2 separate regions of the Homo sapiens genome follow, and region 2 is linked to region 1. Evidence: chromatin loops called from intact Hi-C (ENCODE). Cell type or tissue: dorsolateral prefrontal cortex. All regions are shown on one strand. Each heading gives the region's core, and the rest is flanking DNA. Links, peaks and the distances in the headings are about the cores only.

Region 1 (11,157 bases), core at 1,130-9,129:
AGGATACAATTCAAATGGAAATGGTGTATTTCCTATTTCTTAGAAAATATTCAGAGCAGAATCTTTGCACATGCTATATCATGACAGAGTTATGTTACTTCACCTATATATAACCTAATGCAATTTTCATATAGTTTTCTTAGAAAACTATATGTAAACATAAAGAAAACTATAAGAAAATACAGTTTTCTAAGAATCCAGACACCTCAATAGCTTCCATAACTTGGGAGAATTTAATGTTCAGTCCTTTCATCTATTACTTGTTTTTATTAATTATAGAATTTTTTTGGATATTATGTTTTGAATAGCTACTTCTATTTAAAATTTAATAGCTAGTTTTCTTTAAAAATATAAAATTTCATATATAAAATATGTAATAAAAATATAATAAAATATATAATTTAATATATATAATATTAAAAAATATATAATTTCATATATATCCAGGCAACAATGCTGGGTTATTTTGCTGATATAGGAAATAAGGCCATTAGGTATGTTGCTTGGTTGGTAGAAGGAAGTACAAAGTTTAGGGATTATTCTTTAAGTAGAGCAGATGAGTATTAAGTCTGAAATCTGTGATAAAGGAGCATTAAAAATACTGGCAGCCACTGAAATTCTTACCATTAATTTATCTCAAACCATCTGCAGATGTGTGCATATTAATTGGCTTTGGGCATTTTGTTACCTAGGAGGAGTAACACATATGATAGCTAAAATTAGAAGGCAGGCAAAAAAAAAAAAAAGTGAAAATACAAAGCTTGGTATTCCAATGTAGGTGGGGTGTTATAGCAAGAGACCCTGCCAGGCAGGAGTCCTTAATCACTGTGAGACATGAGTGGCAAAAAGTGCTTGAGGCATGTTACTGAAAGACAAAGCTATCTCACACTTACGTCTAGATTTGTGGGTGGAAGGGTGAGAGTTGGAGCTATTCCCCATTCACACTGCCACACATCTTTGTAGCATGCTTTTCATTACATGGATTTGAATACATCAGTGATCAGGGTGATGAGTGAGGGGGCGATGGAGGAAGCCAGAAGGAAAAACTGGAAGGCTTTTGGCTTTAATCTGCTTTGCTTGTTTAAGCTAAGGAAAAAAGAGCTTCTTAGCCTTTTTAAAAAAATAAACTATCACAATAATGAAAATATTAATAACCAAAATAAGAGCTACAGGTTATGCAGAGCTTGTTAGGCAGTAGGCACTATGTTAAGTGCTTTATGTACATCATCTCACTTAATGTCCCTGTGTTTTCCCTACTGTCCCCAAACAGTAAAAATCTCTTCCAGAACTGCTCATTCACCATCTCCTAGCAGACACACCATAAAGAGATTTCACTTTATTTGCAATTCTGCATTTAAAAATTCTCCTTCACCCTTCACCTTGTTGGAGCTACTTTCTGCTTTGAGATGGCGAACAGGTCCATCTGCTTAGAGATGGTCCCTAAGCATTGAGGGGAGTGGTATCCCTTTCCCTCTCACCCAAGGCCAGGCTCAGATAGAGTGGGCTTCTTGGCCAGGCAACCCTGGATACTTATCATTGTAGGAGGAAGTGCCTTAGAATTGTCTCCTATTGAGTGAACTGTAAACCCCAGCCCCTCTTAGTTCATGAATTCAAAGCCGTCACTCACCTTGTGCTTACGCACCAGGGCAAAGAGAATGGCTATCTTGCCTCAAGGAAGCAATTGGCCCTACCAATACTAACACCTTGCAATTCTAGTGAACACTGTTTACTGTTCTGAGGGGAACGTGACAACAAGGCAGATCTATCTTGGATGCCTTCCAAGAAGCCGAGCACCAAAGGGAAGTCCTGATATAAACAGGCATGGAAGGAGGAGCTCCAAATACCCTACATGGTTCACTATAGAGGCTTTGCTGCTCTTCAGGAGAACCTGATCTCCCCTACCTGGTGGATGGAGACTTACTCTCACTTGTCCTTTAAGCAAAGAGATGCTGCAATTCTACTTCTTTCAAGGATCTACTGAGAAAATAAACCTGCCACTACACCCAGGGCACTTTCTCTTTTTAAGAACTTTCCTTTTTTTCTCTCCTTCCTCTAAGTCTGTTCTCCTAAACTTTTGTTGGTGGTATTTAGACATGCTGTTTTTTTCTCCTCTGGGTGTGCTCTAGGATTTGATCTAATTGTCCTGCTGTTCGAGTGTCACTTGGCATTATTATTGGGAAGATGAATGGTATGTGGGTCAGAGTTCAGCAAGAAGGCATCTGCTCGCTTCCACTGTAAAGTGGAAATGCTTAGAGGTGATCTTTAATGAAAGCTTGGAAAAGATTTGCACAAGGCAGGCTGTCCTCTATTCCTCCAAAGCAGAGGGGACCAAAGGTTATCCTTTTCTGGAGGGACAGAAAATGAATAAAAAGGAGGTAGAAATCTCTTTACAGGGAGTTTCCTGCTTGGGATGTCTTTTCTTCTGTAGGAAAGAAAATGGGGTGTGGTGTGTGGGGAGACAGAACGATTAAACAGGGAAGAGATTGAAAATAGAAGCTCTTGAATGGATCCTAACCATTCTGTTTTGCTCACAGAACAATCTGATCCAAGAAGTTTCCACTCTACTTGCAACGACTCTCACCTGCCATCTCCCCTGGCCTCAGGTTACTGTGCCATAGCAGGCTCAGGTTCTCTTACTGGACTCTCTTCGAGTTGACAGTTCTCCCACTTTACCAAATAGCCAGAGGCCTCACAAAGACCTAGAATTGCGTTGGCATTCTAGGCAAGGGGACAATGAACCCATTGTTCTTTTTTTTTTTTTTTTTTGCCTTCTTAAATAGGGCAAATATCTCTTCCATTTACCCCTATCATCAAAGGAGGCTTAGTATGGGGTCCTCAGAGACTCACCTTCCTTCCACTCCTCCTTTGTTGTTTGGAAGAGTTATCGCTAGCCCCCTTCTCGCCCTCGCCCCATTAAAGCTGTTGTGGGACCCGACTGGACGTTGCCTTTTCTTGCTCTTAAAGGAGTGGAAGTTGGGAGGGGAAGAAAGAAGCACACACCAGGAAACTCATTTTAGTTCGGGGCGACCTGCAGCCTGTGGTTCCTCCTGGACCTCTGGGGAGACGCATCTCGGTTGCCCGCAGGGTAGAAAGCAAGAGAATGGCCCACAGGAACGCCCGCGCCAGCGCTAAAACCACACCGGGAGAGGACAGCCCCACGTTACCGAGGACTCGAGGCAGAAGCGGTCTCCAAGGATGGGTGGGGATCCCACCACTGGCTTCCAGCTCTGCATGCGCCGCGGAGTCCCCGCGCAGGGCGCACCTTTGCGGCGGGGTTTCCCCGCTGCCTTCTGGGAACCCCGCGGAGCGACTGCCGCTGGACGCAATCTGGCTGGCTTGCCTCTACCCCGAGCTCACTCTCTCTGCTCTGTCTGGGCTCTGGAGCCAGAGCTGAGTCTCTCTTGAGCATGCGCAGCCCGGCACCCTCCCCGCCTCTCCCCTCCTCCGCCCCCTCCGCGCCAGCCTTTTGCTCTTTCCTTTCATTAAACAAACAGGAGATCCTGAAACCTGGACCCTGTGCAAGCTGCAGCGCCAGGAGGAGGCAGCGGAGGAAGCAGAGCGCGGGATGGGCGCCCAGCGGCATCTGTGATCCCGCGCACCTCCGCCCCACGGGCGCGCGCACAAACACGGACACACACATACACACACTCGCGCACACACTCGCACAAACACACACTCGTACACGCCCGCGCCGCTCGCTCGCCGGCTTGCTCTCCCACGCAAGCGGAATGCAGCAGCGCCTGGAGAGCGTGTCTCGGACCGCCGCCTGAATGTACCTCGCTCCCGGGAGCCGGACGGCCCAGTAGGGCGCACTGGAGGACGCTCCGCTGCGGGAGGTGAGTGCGGCGCCCGCAGCCGGGCCGCTGGGGAAGTCTCTGCACCGGGGCAGTAGGGCAGCGCGGGGCAAGCTCCTGGCCGGACCCGGCGGCGCAGGTGTCCCATGCCTTGCTTGTGGGTGTCGAGGTGCAGATGAAGGCGGCGCTGGGGCTGTGCAGAGGAGAGGACGAACCCAGGGAGGGTCGCCTCCTGCGAGGTGTCAGATTGACCCAGCAGAAAGCTACCACCTCCCTGCTCATAAACTTTCCTTCCATGTCATCTGGGAAACGTGGAGACAAAGGGGGCGTGGAGGCTCCCTCCGTCCCGTTCCACCCTCCTGACTGCATTCCGGGCTGCAACGCGAGCCTGCACGCGTTGGGTGGGTGTGCAGGCGGAGGCGCCCTGCAGGTAGCTGATGCCAAGTCCTCCCACCCGGGCGGGGGTTGAGATTTCTCACCCCAAGCTGTAAGGGTTGCCATTGATTTTCCCTCAGGCATGGGCACCTGTCATCCTTCCCTTCCACCCCTCTGCGTCCTAGGCGCATAGTGGGGTGTGTGTGTCACCTGGAAAATTGGAGGGGCGGCCTTCGGCTTTCTCATCGAGCTCCGGTGCCAAAGGCGCCGGGGTGAGGCTCGGGTCAGTGCGGGGATAAATGATGAGTTACTGACAGGCTTGCCATAATCACCTCCTAGAACGGAGGACGCTAGGATCTCTCCTCCTCAGGGAAGGTGCTGTCTTCACGCACACCATCGCGGCAGCGCTGGGAGCTGAACAGGGGCTGCTGCTGCGGCGGCGGCAGTGGGAAGACGGGGCTTTATCCTCTCCCAACCCATTTCCCAAGGGTTTTATGACACGCACGTGTGGAATATGTGGAGGATTCTGGATTATTATTTTTCTTTGTGGGGATGTCGGGTTTTTTTCCTTTCAACCTCTTTCCTGGGAGAGATTCTGTGGTGTCTGCTATCTAGTTGGTGGACAGGCACGGTTCTGAATATCTCTTCGGCCCGACGGAAAAGGTCCTGAGAAAAGGATTTCCTAAAATCCTTTCTACTACTGGGGCGGGATCTCAGAGTGCAGTGCACCCGCTGCACCCGGGAAAAGCGTCAAATCGAATGGCCTTTTGAAACAGCAGAGACTGGGTCAGCCTGTGAGGAGTCCAGGACTGGGACAAAGGGAGATAGAAGAGGGACAAATAATGGTCACTTAGGAGAGGTGTGACTAGAGGTTAATGAAGGCAGGAAGAGGTTGACTGGAGGGGACGTACACTACAGCCTTCACTGAATTTCTATGCCCCTTCTGCTTGTATGGTTGGCAGCTCCTATTCTTCTGGTGGGACGCTAGTTTTGAGGTGTCTAGAATGTCACATCTGGAGCGTAAAAGACTTCACTATTTCTGGGATAACATTTAGCATACTTACAAATTAGTTGTTTAGGTCTAGAAAGTGCCTCGTGTGAAAGTTTCTCCATCTTGACGTGTTGGTTGTACCTGAAAGGCGGGTTGGGCAGACAGGTACATTTTTGGCTCTTGTGCACGTCAGGAGCCTTGTATTTTTAGGAAAAGTGTATGGGGAATCTGGAAGCCAAGCTGATGCTGAAAGAAGTAAACTCCGGAAGCTCAGATCCAGTACTTATGCCTGCTGCTCCTCACGGGTGGGGGTGAGGGCTTCTCTTCACTTTGAGATGACAGGTTGGGGAGTCTCTCTGCTGCTTGGGATGGGGACCTTTTTATCTTTAACATTTTGTGACTTCTTTGAAGTGGGAGAAAGCATGATATTTGTGAGATTAATTGAGAAATGACTTATGAAAGTGATCTTCACTCATAAGTAAGCATAGCCAAAGGTGAAAAGCTTTTTTAAGAAAGGAAAAAAAGAAGCAGGGGGTGGGGGGGAATTGGGAAAGGGATGCTTATTATTAAAATAGTTTCGCTTTTATGATTTTAAAGGTATTCAGTAAGATAGAAATCTGAGTGTTTTATTTTCAAATAACTAGGGAAGTAAAGACCTTTCCAGGAATATTTTCAAGTGAAATTGGCATAGAGGGGATTTAACTATAATTGTCAGCATATGTCCTTTTTATCCCATGGTGAACACTCTCATCATTTTCTTTGAAAACCTTGGCAAGAAAAGATCAAGAATATTTTTTGCTTTCACTAGAGCTCTTTATTTGCTTTGTTACTATATATTTCCTCTTCCTTCATCTGCAAGATCAGTTTATTTTGATTATACTAGATTCTATTTACAAGGATTTATTGACCACCTATCCTGTATTTAGCATTGGAAGTCATATAAAATATGTAACATAGTTCTGTCCCTCAAAGTGTTTATGTTCTAGTTGTAAATACAAGATGAACACACATGAAATAGAAAGCAGGATGGTTCTGTATTGTACTATGAGCTCTTAACGTGTATGCTGTACACTTCATCCCCTCCTCCTGGATTTTCTCACCATTCAGAAAACATGTATAAGTACTTGTTACATGCTGGAGGCTGGGGAAAAAAAGATAAGAAAGTAAAAAATGGTCCCAATCATCAAGGTAACAGGTATTTAACTATGATGCAATCTGATTAACTGCTGTAATTGTAGGTTAAACCATGTGCCAATAGTACAGGCATGAAAGTGATTTTTTCCTTTCCCTGGAGGATTTGAGCAGGTGATCTTTGAGAAAAATGAATAGTCTTTTACCAGGGAGGAAAGGATAGAAAGGACATTCCAGGCAGAGGAAATACTTGAGAGTGTCTGATAAATTAGGGTGGCAATAAGCCATCTCATGTGGTTAGAGCCATTGAGGGTGAACAGCATCTGGGTGACACCAGTTAACAAGTAATGCTATAGAGTGAGTTTTTTAGAGATATGCTCAGAATGCCATGGAAGCACAAAGGGAGGGCATCCAACTCAAGGAGAGTAAGAAGATCAAGAAGGTTTCTCAGAGAGCTTGACATTAGCTGAGTCTTGAACAAGGACAAGGAGGAAAGAAGGGCTTTCCAGGCAGAAATATCTCTGAAAGGCCTGGAAGTAGTTCTGTGTGGCTGTAGCGACAGATATGGGTTCTTAGCTTTTTGCAGTGGCACAACATCAAGCAAGAGACATAAGCAGCAATCAAGTGTGAATGGAACTATCCAAGCATAAGAACTTCAATTTTATGGGGAAGGCTAGGGGTGTTTGTTTGAAAGTTGAGAAAGTTTGAGACATGATCAGATTTGCATTAGAGAATGATGACTGTGACTACAGTGTGGAGGATGACTTGGAGGTGTTGAGACTGGAGGCAGGGAACTTATTGTGGAAATGTAGGTGTTAAATGATGAGGGTGGTGGCAGTAGGGGTGGACAAGAGGAGATGTATCTGAAAGACAAGTGAAATAAAGCCTGCTAATATAAGAAGGGCCTTCCTTCTTCTGTGTGCTCCTATATCACCCTCTTCTTTCCTGGCATTCACTTGTGTAGCTGCCTTTTTTGCATTGTGAGAGTAAGGCATTCACAGTGGCATCACCAGCATTTAGCACAGGCCTGGTATGGAGTAGGGACCCAATAAATATTTGTTGAATGAATCATTAAATAAATGAATGAGAAATCCAGCCATGAGGTGATGATTCCTGCATTAGAATAGTAGAAGATAAATCATGACTTCCATTTCTCCAACGTGATCAACTGACTTGGAGGTCAGTGTTAAAATGTGCCAAGGAGGCCACAAATCAAAACAAAAAACATATTTTCTCAGCTGCCCCTATGAAGAAGAACTGTACCCTGAAGTGCCACTAAGAAATAGCATCATGACTCTTTTTTATGTTTAAAAAATGAGCTCATCACTGCATCTTGGAAGCAACAGCATTTAGCACAGTTGCTGATACATAGTAGTATGGCAGTGTGTATAAATTCCCTTTTCCCCCTTTCTTGTCAGAATTTCCGGATTTAATATACATTGTGAAAACTTTAAAAATAATCTGCACCAGAGAGTTCATAAGGATCTCACTTAAAGAGCTCATTGCATCTTGGCATCCTGGAATGAGGGCCAGATCATCTGTGTTCCAGCCATCAACACTGCAGACCCAGGAACTAGGTCCCTTACTGAACCAAGCCCAAACATGTTGAATTTCAATCTGAAAATGCCATTAAGAGATGCCAGAATGGGGAAAAAACATAGTCAGAGTTTGTTTTCAAATTGACTACAGGGAGTGCAACAGAAGGCAAATCCAAGATAGCACTTCGGGTTTGACCATTGGTAGCTGGATTGATGGTGACAGAGGGATGGGGAAGGAGGTTAGCTCAGGAAAGTAAAAGGCTTAATGCTGTTTTGCAGAAATTGATTTTGGGGTGACACCAGAACATCTTGGAAAGCATTAGTAGAGATCCCAGCATCTAGTGATTTCATAGTAAATGCCAAGTATTATTTTTATTAGGGAAGAAGATGGGAAGAGAAGGACACCATACAGCCAAAGACTAAATTTCAGCATTTAGCAAAATATAGGGATTAAGGAGAGAAATAAGCCCCAGGAAAGAGCATAGGAAGTGAATACTCAGACAAGAAGGAAAAGAACTGGCATGAAAGCAAAAGCCTCAGGGAACCATGAGGAGTGCTCAGACTTCACAGAAACAGTCCCAACTGTGCCAGGACTTGTTTAAATGCCTCCACGTGGAATCCTATTTAATCTTGACAACACCTATGACTCCTATTCCCACTTTACAGCTGAAGCAGCTGAAACAGAGAGGTCCCAGTAGCTTGTCCATAGCTACCAAGTTACAAAGTATCAGAGTCAGGTCTCAAAGCCCATTTTCATAATTGTACAAGCAATTTCCTTTCATCAAATGTATAAATTACCAGGATGATTTTAAGTGAGGGGAGTTTGAAAAGGTTGAAAGTAGGGAACTGAAAAAGGACAATGAAAAAGAGTTTTCTGGTGACCATTAGGAAAGCAATTTTAGTATAGCAGTGTGCTCAGAAACCATTTCAGAGAGTTCAGTGGGGAATGGGAGGAAAAAAAAAACGTGCAATGCGTAACTATCAGTCACTTATGAAGTCTAGCAGGGGAAAGAGTTATGGGGCTGTAGGTACAGTGAGAAGGTACAGTGAGTCTCAAGTGCATTTTTTATCAAAAGGGAGCAGATGGAACCAGCTAGTGTCTAAGAACAAAGGGTTTGGGAAATGAGAACAGGAGAGGAGAGAGAGAGGAGAAAGGATGCCTTTCTCCAAGAGCATGCAAAGATATATTTGAGGACAGATACAGCAGATGCTCTTCTTCCCCACAACTACATGACTGAAATGAGTCCTCTAAAACTCAGAGAATTCAGATCCTTGAATGTCCTGGAAACTTAAGGAGCCTCTGAGTGCCATACCTCAATGGTACCACTTGGGCATGCAGGCTGATGAGCCTGACTTGTTTATGTAGCACAGCGGTTAAGAGCACAGGCTCTAGAGTTAGGCTGTTAACCTGAATTAATTCTGAATTGATTCAGAATTCTAAATTAAATGAATTCTTAATTCTGGCTCTGCCACTTATAAACTGTGCGACTTTGGGCACACAGTTTACTTCTCTGTGCTTTCAATTACTCCTGCTTTTAAGATGGATCCCATTGCAGAGGTTTGTGAGGATTAACTGAGTTTGTTGTAAAGGTCGGACAGAGTAAGTACCTAATAAATGGAGAGTATTAAGTGTGATAGCAGTGAGGTTAAAAACATAAAGCTTTGACTTTATGCTCAGGACTCAAGAGATGGTGTGCTTTTGCATTCATTAAAAAATTTGGGGGCGGGGGGGTTGGTTATAAATAGTTGGCTTGAATCCTGTCTTCCTAAGTGCAGAAATTAAATCAGCAGACACAAATATGGCAGGCGCAGACCAGCTCGGCTGTCATAAGCCTAGGTAGAGTAGACATGTGCTGGAAGTACCTGCCAATAACACTTGCCTAGTTGCCCACTTCTCACACCTGTCTGGGGAAGATGAAAGTTTGCTTGCGTTTAGCCTAGTCTTTGCACCTTCAGGCTCATAGGCATCAGACAACAGGGACTTAGCTGTTTAGCAGATTGTTTTAGGGAAACGACTACTTGTATTAATTACAGCACCTCTTTGGTACTGAGGGACATAAACTGTAAATATCTCAAATGTGAGATTTACAACATTCCGTAGGAAATTAAATGCCTCCCTTCATGGAAAAATTTGTCATGTGTTCTAAAATAGAATCCCAGTGGATGTGGAAACTCTGTCATCTAGCTATTTGGCAGCAGGGCAGGAACTGCAACCCGGGTTTGACTCATAACTCTGTGTCTTTGCATTATACTCTGGCAAATACTTCTATTACTGTGCTATAATCAAAGACTTTTTACCCCCCATCCATCCTATTAATGTTTCATCCAAACTAAACTTCTTACAGTTACCCCCATGAGATTTTTCTTTTTACCTTCAGGCCTTTCGCCATGCTGTTCCCTCTTTCTGGAATTCCGTCCTTGTCTTCCCCTAACTCCTTTGGGTTTTTAGGTCAGAGTCTCTTTCTAGGGAAGTTGTCCTGACCTCTTAACTCTAAGGTTGGCTTCTCTTTCTATGTGTTTCAGTAGTCCCCAACTCTGTATTTTTTTGTGCCTAACATAGTGCTTGGCATATATAAGCGTTCAGTAAACGTTTTTGATTGAATAACTGAATCAATTACTGAACCAACTTCTCCTTTTGAGTCATTGATGACACTTCAAATAAAGCAACTTCATATTATAGAAAATCATAGGATTGTCCCAAGTTCAAAGATTCGTTAGAAGTTACCTAGTCAGACTTTCAAGTGAAATGACACAAGGAAACTGAGAACTAAGGAACTGCAGCAACTTACCTGAGGCTTTTGCTTACTGTAGTTAAGTGATATCAGAATGGAGGCCAGAATTCTCATATTCTAATTTCAGACCCAGATTCTGCCCAGGGCTGGGGTGAGGGTGGGGTGAGAGAAGCAAACGCAGGATTGGTTCCTGACTTTATTTAAAATTTTGATACTGTGTGTGTTCATCATGGAATGTTGCATTACGATTTTTTTAAATGTTGCATTAAAATATTGTTTACCTTGATTACTGAGTTTTTTGGAATGTCTTAAATTTTGTGCCCAATGCAGGTGCCTCACTCATCTGACCCTAGTCCCAGCCCTGCTCTTTCCACAAAGGATACATCCTAGCTTTCCTATACTGGTGTAAAAATGCAGGAACAGTGTATATGGCAAGGGCCCTGATTGAAAATATTGAAACACCATTCATCATTGTGGTATGAACTGCTAATAAGCATTTCATGACCTGGCTAATCTTCTGGTCAATAAACGTTATATTCACATTGTAAAAGCAAAGCCAAAAGGATAAGAATAAAAGCTCTATCTGCCTGTCATCT
Region 2 (11,157 bases), core at 1,172-9,171, 68 kb after region 1:
GCTGTGATGGTATTAGGAGGTGGGATCTTTGAAAGGGAATTACGGTTAGATGAGGTCACGAGGCGAGGGTCCCCATGATGGGATTAGTGTCCTTATAAGAAGAGGAAAAGACTGGAGCTTACTCTTCCTCTCTTCTTTGTGAAGACACAGTGAGAAAATGACCATCTGCAAACCAGGAAGAGGGCCCTCACCAGACACCAAATCTAATAGCACTGTGGTCTAGGACTTTCCAGCTTCCAGAGAAATAAATGTTGTTTAAGCTACTGCTACCGAGCCTATGGTCTTTTATTATGGCAGCTTGAGCTTTAGACATACTCTCACTACTTTCTAAGGAAGGAAGGAGAGAGGCAAGTCACCAGCTTTGAGTCATTTTCAAATTTGATAAGAATAACAATAGCACTTTCATCTAAATTATAGACTAAAAGCTTGAACAGGATTGAGCCAAATACAGAAACCTGGGAATGCTGAAACTTCCCTCCAAGTTAATACTAATCCATTAATCAACACTCTCAGTTATTAATAGGCTGCCACCAAGCCCATGTAGAAAATATGAACGATAAAGTAATCACTGGGGAATCTTGAAAGCTAGATTTAATATTTCAGAAAAATTCATTCATTAATTTATTCACTCAATTGAGTGCCCACTTAATATGTAGCCCTGACATTTTTAACTGAATATTTTGGTCATGGGAGCTATAACAGAGCTTAGAAACTTCAGAATGTCAGCCTTCTGCCTATTCAGAAGTCATGTAATTAGTTCCTTGTCTGTTTTGATGCATCTAGCAAACATGCCACAACCATGGACCAATTTTGCATTCAACCCTATGTTCTTCTACTTTAACTTTAAAATTTTCATCCATCTACTCAACTGACATGTAAGTGCATCACTACTACATAGCAGCCACTTCCATCTTCTTTGCTTAAATGAAATGGAGATTGTGACTACCTCTTTTCACTAGATCAGCCTTGGGGCTTTATCATCCCAGAAGTAGTCAAGGCCCAGAATGCATGATGACCAGGAATCTGTGAATCATTGCCAGCATTCCTGGATTACTCACCAAAGGAGCAGACCATTGTTTCCAGCTCCAATGCAACATTTGATTTGTAACTTGCAGTTTTTCTGAAAGTGTGATAGGATACATGTTCTCTCTCCCAACCCCTTGTTCATGTGATCATCAAATCCCATAATTTTTACCTCTTACCTCCCATCTGCAGCTCTCCTGCTCCTCCTTTATCCAGGGCATCATCATCATCCATCTGAATTGCAGCCAGAATATTCTAGTAAGCTCCCTTCTTCCTGCCTTGCCACTCTCCGGATATTCTTCATATGGTAGCCAGAGTGATATTTCTAAAAGACAAATCAACTCAAGCCATTCTCTTTCTTAAAGACCTTCAGTGGCTCCCTATTACCCATGGGCTTATGTCTAATCTCCTATCAAGACACTTAAGGCCTTTGCTATCTGGTTCTAACCTTCCTCTATAGCTCGCATTTTTTCTATTCTCTGTATAGTATCTTTGGCTCCTTTCATTTCCCTGATTGTATTACCCTCCTGTGCCTTTGCAGTTGCTAGTGTTCTTTTGCAACATCCTACTTTCTCTGTCTTGCTGAATACACAGGAATGCAGAATGCACTCAAACACGCCAGAGAAGCTCTCTGGAGCACACCCACCTCACCAAACCCATGCATAATTAGGCATTCTTTCCTTTATATTTTTATGTTTATAAAAATCAGATTAGATTAATAGATTATTGATCCCTTGAGCTTAGGACTGTTTTATTTTCCTATATCCCTCAAAACTAAAACATGCAGCTATACATTATATAGTTGTTGAATTAATTCATAAATACCATCATATTAGAAAATGCTTATATGGTCGTTAGTCTATGTCAGGCACTGTTCTAAACACTGCACATAGGTTGCCTCATTTAAAGAATGAATGCATACAGCCAGGTGATCCTTTTGGTTGATAAGCACCAAATTGTGAGTTAAATGTGGCAAACATGGGAAAACTACTTTAGCAGCCACTGTGTCACCAACCCACAATCCCATTTTCTTGCTTCCACTTTTTTCAGCTCACTAGTGACCTCCCATGGGGCTTCAGTCTATCTCCATTCTAGAAACAATCTGATATTAGGCAGGAAGTTTCAAGGACCCCCATCCTCTTCCCTAGTGCCTGGTAGCATCAAGCCTCAGTGCTGAACACAAGCTCCAGGCTGTGTTGTCGATGGCCTTGCAGCTAATCTGACCCAGTGTAAGGTGTCTGAATAGTGACTGTAGTCAGTGTTTATATAGTTGTCTATCCCTTTCTCAGATCTTCAAATTGTCTGTCCTGGAATGGTCCATTAGTACCATGTTTTCCAAGCTCAATAGTCTCACTTCTTCTATCCTCATGTGCCTCAGTCAATAGGATGGTACTTTAGACTGAATCCCTATTCCAAGATTTTATTTGAATAACATCTGAGATAACTGGGACTTCTATTCATTCCCCACTGCTTCCTATGCTTCTGCTGAGGAGTTTTCTGACAGCTGTGGGTAGAATTATAGTAGCTGATTGTTTGTTGGACTGCTGGACTTTTGAGCATTGTCCTTACTACTCCTTGGAGGTTCCTGGTCTGGATCTTTCTTGAGACTGTGATGGGCTTGTTTGCCTGTATAAATGGAGCTTGGCTGCCAGTCCAAACCTTACCTGCATGTATCATGGTAGTTTCGATGTGAGAAAGCATAATTTTTGCCTTTGTTTAGCTTATAACATAATCCTTTTTTAAAAGCTAAACTTCCTTGATCACATATTATGTGCCAGACATAAAACTTTCACATAAAAGCTTCAGGGTAGGCATTACTATCCCCTTTATACGATGAAGAAACCATGTTTCTGAAATATTAAATGGTTTTCTCAAGGTCACAGAGTAAGTGGTGGAACCGAGATTCAAATTACCACCAGTCTGACTCCAAACACCAAGCTCTTTCTCTGCATATTGGAGGAGGAAACACTTGGGACACACAGAGAAGTATTTCTGGGCCTCTGAAGGAGGCTGAATTCATAATAAGTTCTCAATCAATACTCTTTGCTTTAAATGTTGACCCAGTGTTGCTGTCCAAGCCTTTCTTATTGATTGTGGTTAAAGCAATTGTAACATCATGAAGTAGAACCAATCAAAAGCTTCCCTGAAATGAATGAACATGGAATGCCTTGTAGTTACATGACTGTGGGTTGCCAAAAATGACAGAAGATGTGGTTATAAGCACATTCAAATCCAGTAAAAGCCTTACAATTGCTGGAACAATTTTCTTCAAGTAGATGAGGGTATTTGAGTGTGGCAAACAGGTATAAATTCTGTGTAAACAGTGGTGTGCTTGGGCTACCCTGAAGATCACAAAAAGTGATGAGGCAATGGGTGGGCCAGCACATTCTTCTTAAAAAGCAGTGGAATGCCAGCAGCATCAGGAAAGGGCCTGGGGGCCATAGAGGACCAAGTATACCTTTCAGAAGAAGAATAACATAATCACAGTGGGAAGTGGCCAGAACAGTAGCTACTCCTTGATCATCTCTAGCATGGATTGGTTAGCAATGCACACCTGGTACACGATACAATATCTGAGTGAGTGCACATATAATGCAATGATCCATCGGTGTCTACATGAGCAAGAGTGATCTGAATAGGCATATATAACATCAGAAGATGTTTGTGAAGCATATGTATAAACATGCATAAGACCTGAGTGAACATGTGTATCATCTGCAAAAGGGTAGGTAATAGTTAAATAAGCACATGAATATCAAAGATCAAAGTGAATAGTTTAACATATGTAACATTTAAATGAGCGTTGTTAACAACACAGTGAACATTTGCATTATTTTCATGTACATGTGTGCTGTCTAATGAGGATTTGCAATATCTCAGGAATAACATCTGAATAAGCACATGTGCTATATAAATATCAGTGTGTAATGTTGGAGCTCTTTGCCATCTAAGTGAATATGGTTTTTAGAAAAGCTGGCCAGGCACAGTGGTTCACACCTGTAATCCCAGCACCTTGAGAGGCTGACGTGGAAGGATTGCTTGAGCCCAGGAGTTTGAAAGCACTCTGGGTAACATAGTGAGACCCCATCTCTACAAAAAAATTTAAAACTTAGCCAGATGTGGTGGCCCACACCTGTAGTCCCAGCTACAAGGGAGTCTAAAGTGGGAGGGATTGCTTGAGCCCAGGAGATCAAAGCTGCAGACATGTGTAACATTTTAGTGAACATGTGTATCACCCACATGAATAAGGACATCATCTGAACAGGCAGGGAGAACAGCTGAATGAGGGTGTGTGACATCTAAGTCAGTGGATCTCAAACTTGAGCATGGCCAGAATCATCTGCACAACTTGCACAGATTGCTGGGACCTCACCCCAGAGTTTCTGATTCAGCAGATTAAGGGTGAGGTTAGAATTTGCATTTCTAATGAGCTTCCAGGTGATGCTGCGCCTGGTGGTCTGGAAAGTGCATTTTGAGAACCACTGTCCTAAGTATGTGTAACACCTGCATGTAGCACCCAAGTGAACTGATTAACATCTAAGTCAGATCTAAGTGAACATGTTAACATTTAAGGGACAAATGTATCACCCAAACAAGTATTGTGCCATCTACAGGAGCACATGTAACATTTGAATGATGTGCTTAGAATATAAGTGAACCTGTGTTACATCTCAATACCTCTGTCAAACATGTGAACAAGCATGTTTAAAATCTGAGGGTATGTGGAATATCTGAGTGAGTGCTAGTACCATCTGAGTAGATTTAACCCTAGAAGGTATGTATGTGTTTTACACCTGAAAGTATTCATTGTCTGTATCATAAGACAAACATACAAATAATTACCATACACTGTGGGAAATGCAGCAACGAGTGTCCAAGGACCAGAGACACACAAGAAACAATGGCCACATTCGGAATGGAATCCACCCAGAGGAGGATGTGTGGATGGAAGAGATGACGTGTGAGGTCTGTTTCAAAAGCTGATTAGGAATTCTTCAGGATGCCAGGAAGAGGTAGGTGGGGGAGGTATTTCTGTAAGAGGGCCCAGCTAAGGCAATAAGCATAAAATATAAAATAGCTTGGCATGTCTGGAGAACCTCATGTAGTTTTGGATTTGTATAATGAAAATACGAGGAGTAGAGAATGAGACTAGAGTGTTCATGAGACATCAGGTCACAGAAGTCCTTGTGGCCTATAACACTGAACCTGAACATGGTGGTGCTTTTTTTCCCCCTCCCAGTAAGTGATAGAGCATCAATGCATAGATTTAAGCAAGGAAGTCATGTGATTGGTTTGTGTTCAGAAATATCACTCTGGAGGCCGAGTGGAAGATAGATTGGAAATGTAGCAGGAAATCTACTGCCAACATCTGTTTATGCCAGATGATAAGGTCTTAAATTATAGCAAAAGCAGTGGAAAGAGGCAGAATAAGAAGACATTTTAGAAGTAAAATTCAATAGCACTCGTGGACTTGTGTCCTGGTGGGTCATGAGTATCAGGTAGAACGAATAAATGAGATGGGGGAGGAAGGCAGGATGCACAGGGAGGGATGATGCATTTGATATCAGACACAGTCAATCGAGGCACTTCTGCAACATTCAGAAGGGGAGGTTGCATACCCCTTCTAGGGTCTGGAGGTCAGGGAATAGTTCAGGTCAAAGACAGAAGTGTGGAGATGATCTGTCAGTGATAACTAAACTCATGGGAATGGGACTGACTAGTGAATGAGTGGGGAACAAAGAGGCTAAAGATGTGGAGCCCCAGGGGTCATCAACATGTGAATGGTGGGTAAAAGAAGAGAAAGGGAAATGAAGTCAACCCATCAGGGAAGCAGGCAAGATGCAGCAGCAAGTGGCCTCTCAAAACAGTGCATCCCTTTAAAAATAGGAAAAGTGTATTTAATGTAAATGTCAAGGATCAAGTGTGTGGTTCAAGAGGAACCAACTGGGAACAGGAATTCCTGAGTTCCATCCTGGCCATGCCACTGGGTACTTTTGTGGTCTTGGTTCATTAATTGGAGTTTCTGGGCCTCCATTTTCAAATATGGAAAGTGAGAAGTGAGTCTTGAATATAAGAGAACAAGAGCTCACTAACTTCTCTTTTGTCTATAGATGAGCGTTTAAAGGCTGTCCTCGACATGCTTGTTCTTATACAAGGACAGGCTCTGGAGTTGCTCAGTCCTGGGTTCAAAGCCTAAAGGCACCAATTACTAGTTCTTTGACTCTCGGAAAGTCACTCAATCCCTCTAAACCTCAATTTTCTATAAAATAAGTCTAATGGATGTGGTGTGTGTGTGTCGGGGGGAGGCGGGGGAGGAGTGTGTTGGTCAGTGGGGATGTGAATATTTAAAGAGACAAGCCATGTAAAGTGCTTAGTAAAATGCAAACAAACCAGCAACAGCAAAACAAAACCCTATGAATGCTATTATGATGGAGAAAGTTGAATTAAATTGTTTCTAATGTCCCTCCTAGCCCAGCACTGTTTGTCTGCGTCTGTTTCCCTTTTTGTCTATGATCCTGTGATGAGCCACTTGGTAAATATTCATGTCCTAAATATTGACTAGGAAGAAGGATTTGTTTTCTGATTTCTGACATATATTGCAAAGTTGAGAGAAATTAATTGTGGTGGGAAAAAAAAGCATGAAATGCAAATATATCCAGCTCTCCCTGTCTGTGGGTTACCCATCCATGAATTCAACCAACCTCAGATTGAAAATACATGGGGAGAAAAAGGATGGTTACATCTGTACTGAACAGGTACAGACTTTTTTCCCTTTGCATCATTCCCTAGACAATACGATATGACAGCCACTTACATAGTGCTTACATTGTATTAGGTATTATAAGGAATTAAGAGATGGTTTAGGATATACAGGAGAATGACCATGCGTATGTTATATGCAAAAACTACACCATTTTATGTAAGGGATTTGAGTATCTGTAGATTTTGGTATTCTTGAGAAGTCCTGGAACAACTCCCCCATGGATACCAAGGGATGACAGTACACTAAATAAATATGGCTCACCAGAAAGTGCCCTTCTTTCTCCTCTTCTCCCCTTGAAGCAGTGAAGGAGTCTGTGCTGTATAGAACTGAAAGAGAGTTTTCCACTAATGTCCAATAATAAATTGCTTCCCAGATCCAGTCACTGATGATTATTTTTTCTCAGTGTATTGCAGTAAAATGAGAAAGAGTTATAGATTTGGGAAAAAAATGTGGTGGCTGATTATTTTCTTTCTTTCTTTTTCTGACATACGGTCAGAGGGGCTCATCATTTCCTTTACAAGAATCACATTTTAGGCATTTTTTTTCTTACGTGCAATATTCTGAAACATGAAATTTACAAAAAAAAATGAGTTAATATGGGTCCCTAACTAAATTTAGAACGCAGCAAAGTAGAAAGATAAAAAGGTCTGATTTAAAGAATGTCACACATGGAAAGTGAAGAAGATGGGAAGATCTCACCTTTGGGGTGGCAGTGATTATTTTGCAATGCAAAATTATTTCATCTCCATTTGCAAAGGCAGGCTAATGAGACTGAGTGGATTAAAGGGGGGACCTGGGAAAGGAATAAGAATTAGGTTTTACCTTCTAATTACTTATTTATTTTTATTTGTGAAAAAAACCTAAGACTGCATTTTCTAGGTATTATTGGAACTGTCTGCCTTTGTATGAGTCTTCCACCCCAACTCCTCACACTTCTCTCAACTCACCTGCTTAAAGTGCAACATCATTATTTTTGACCACTAAAATAATATAATTATTACGGAAATGTATTTTAGAACACACACTTTTATATGCTAGCATTTAAGAAATTTCAAGGAATTATTTTCTGATAATATATGGGAGAAGCTCAAAGACAGTTCATCAGAAACTATTTACTCTTTGTTCCGTGTGTGTGTGTGTGTGTGTGTGTGTGTGTGTGTGTTGTGTTCCTAGTTCATATTTATCAAGCAGTTATAATACACAGGTATTTCCCCAGGTTCTTTATAATTTAATCCTCATAGTTAGGGCCCCACAGTTAGGACTGTTATTTCCCCATTCTATAGCTAAGAGAACTGTGGTTAGTAATGCAAAGTAATTCACCCACAGTAACATAGCTAAACAGTGGGAGAATCAAATGTGAATGCAGATCTGCCTGATCTCAAAACTCACACTTTGAGCCAGTGTGCAGTATTGTGTATACTAAAAGGTATGTGTAAGTAAATTAAGCCTTAAGAAATGCACACCCATTCCTGTTAGTGTCTTGTTGAGCTTACTGCTGGAACTTTGTGCATTCTTTTATTATAGCATTTGCTCTGTGTTATAATTAGTTACATTTCTCTCATTCTTTACCAATGGTTCTTGACTTTTTTGTGTGGTGGGATGGCAGTCATGAATTCTTCTAAGGATTTATCAAAGTTAGGACCTCTCTGAAGAAACATGTGGACTGGGTTAATGTGCCAGTGATGACTTACATATCATCATATATTTCTCCCATCAAAATATAATAAGTGTCCTTGGGTTTTCTGGCTTTTTATTTATCATTCTTTTATTTAGTATGCTAATACTAAAGGAAATGTGGTCCTGTCCTGAAAATGAGTGTTTACTGTCAATGCTCCTGAATCTTTGTTACTGTATGTCACCTTTTGGTCCAGCTGCAGCTCCAGAACCAGCTCTGGACAGTGGTTGACACATTTCTTGAAGACCTGAGGATAATCTGAGGTAATTCAAATGGAAAAAAAAAAAAAGAAACAATAACAATTCAGCATCAGACATTATTGCTTTCCAAAATTTCTTATGAAACACTTTATGGAATATATGGTCATCCACTTGAATAAATGGAATAAAAGGATGAATGAAACGATAAACAAATGTAAAGATCCTTTAGATATCAATGGACCATATGGTTCAAACCCTTGAACAAAACTATTAGCTCCTTGAGGGCAAATCTTTTTTTTCTGCATTCTTCATCATTCTATAGAAGCTGATTCTCAAGAACTGTGGTATTTCTTGAATATATTTAGAGAATAAACCCATGAACCCAATACAGATAACCCTAAACCACAAAGCAGATGAGCTCCTCTGTTTAAACTTTTTCCTTTAAAGCCAGTCTAGAAGCCCTTTAAAGAGTACTTGCAAATACAAGTGCAGTACTATTCTCCCAAAAAAGAATTCTGCCATCACCTCTTCCATGCTGTTTATAAGTTACTACCTTTTTCACTTATCATGTTTCTAGTAATTTTTATGTAATTGTCTGCTTTCCCATTATACTATAAGCTTGTAAACTCCTTGAAGGTAGGAACAACTTTTTTTTTTTTTTTTTTTTTGTGGTTCCTATTATAGCTTTATTCTTTTTTTTTTTATTTTATTATTATACTTTAAGTTTTAGGGTACATGTGCACATTGTGCAGGTTAGTTACATATGTATACATGTGACATGCTGGTGCGCTGCACCCACTAACTCGTCATCTAGCATTAGGTATATCTCCCAATGCTATCCCTCCCCCATCCCCCGACCCCACCACAGTCCCCAGAGTGTGATATTCCCCTTCCTGTGTCCATGTGATCTCATTGTTCAATTCCCACCTATGAGTGAGAATATGCGGTGTTTGGTTTTTTGTTCTTGCGATAGTTTACTGAGAATGATGGTTTCCAATTTCATCCATGTCCCTACAAAGGACATGAACTCATCATTTTTTATGGCTGCATAATATTCCATGGTGTATATGTGCCACATTTTCTTAATCCAGTCTATCATTGTTGGACATTTGGGTTGGTTCCAAGTCTTTGCTATTGTGAATAATGCCGCAATAAACATACGTGTGCATGTGTCTTTATAGCAGCATGATTTATAGTCATTTGGGTATATACCCAGTAATGGGATGGCTGGGTCAAATGGTATTTCTAGTTCTAGATCCCTGAGGAATCACCACACTGACTTCCACAATGGTTGAACTAGTTTACAGTCCCACCAACAGTGTAAAAGTGTTCCTATTTCTCCACATCCTCTCCAGCACCTGTTGTTTCCTGACTTTTTAGTGATTGCCATTCTAACTGGTGTGAGATGATATCTCATAGTGGTTTTGATTTGCATTTCTCTGATGGCCAGTGATGATGAGCATTTTTTCATGTGTTTTTTGGCTGCATAAATGTCTTCTTTTGAGAAGTGTCTGTTCATGTCCTTCGCCCACTTTTTGATGGGGTTGTTTGTTTTTTTCTTGTAAATTTGTTTGAGTTCATTGTAGATTCTGGATATTAGCCCTTTGTCAGATGAGTAGGTTGCGAAAATTTTCTCCCATGTTGTAGGTTGCCTGTTCACTCTGATGGTAGTTTCTTTTGCTGTGCAGAAGCTCTTTAGTTTAATTAGATCCCATTTGTCAATTTTGGCTTTTGTTACCATTGCTTTTGGTGTTTTGGACATGAAGTCCTTGCCTACGCCTATGTCCTGAATGGTAATGCCTAGGTTTTCTTCTAGGGTTTTTATGGTTTTAGGTCTAACGTTTAAATCTTTAATCCATCTTGAATTGATTTTTGTATAAGGTGTAAGGAAGGGATCCAGTTTCAGCTTTCTACATATGGCTAGCCAGTTTTCCCAGCACCATTTATTAAATAGGGAATCCTTTCCCCATTGCTTGTTTTTCTCAGGTTTGTCAAAGATCAGATAGTTGTAGATATGCGGCATTATTTCTGAGGGCTCTGTTCTGTTCCATTGATCTATATCTCTGTTTTGGTACCAGTACCATGCTGTTTTGGTTACTGTAGCCTTGTAGTATAGTTTGAAGTCAGGTAGTGTGATGCCTCCAGCTTTGTTCTTTTGGCTTAGGATTGACTTGGCGATGCGGGCTCTTTTTTGGTTCCATATGAACTTTAAAGTAGTTTTTTCCAATTCTGTGAAGAAAGTCATTGGTAGCTTGATGGGGATGGCATTGAATCTGTAAATTACCTTGGGCAGTATGGCCATTTTCACGATATTGATTCTTCCTACCCATGAGCATGGAATGTTCTTCCATTTGTTTGTGTCCTCTTTTATTTCCTTGAGCAGTGGTTTGTAGTTCTCCTTGAAGAGGTCCTTCACATCCCTTGTAAGTTGGATTCCTAGGTATTTTATTCTCTTTGAAGCAATTGTGAATGGGAGTTCACTCATGATTTGGCTC

Evidence for each region. Hi-C counts contacts between places; a loop is a spot of excess contacts. Peaks named below come from ENCODE experiments on the same cell type or tissue, not always from the same donor. Only the 100,000 strongest peaks of a DNase experiment are listed, where the experiment ranks them.
Region 2: it touches region 1 in a loop (2.3-fold over the local background); 1 of 110 quality-filtered maps calls a loop at or near these places.

What each region holds. Positions count from the first base shown.
Region 1 is chr9:101,025,267-101,036,423 of GRCh38, forward strand. PLPPR1 (phospholipid phosphatase related 1) reads left to right here and starts at 3,461. Exons shown (of 8, transcript NM_207299.2): 1 at 3,461-3,836. In dorsolateral prefrontal cortex, for the core only: no CTCF peak of the experiment used is centred there; DNase peaks (open chromatin) are centred at 3,405 and 4,523; H3K4me3 peaks cover 3,656 bases; H3K27ac peaks cover 3,375 bases; H3K27me3 peaks cover 1,450 bases.
Region 2 is chr9:101,092,785-101,103,941 of GRCh38, forward strand. All of the region lies in intron 1 of PLPPR1 (phospholipid phosphatase related 1), which reads left to right. Among named protein-coding and RNA genes, the nearest start is that of PLPPR1, 70 kb to the left of the region's middle. RefSeq lists enhancers at 5,385-5,956, 5,957-6,526. In dorsolateral prefrontal cortex, for the core only: no CTCF peak of the experiment used is centred there; no DNase peak of the experiment used is centred there.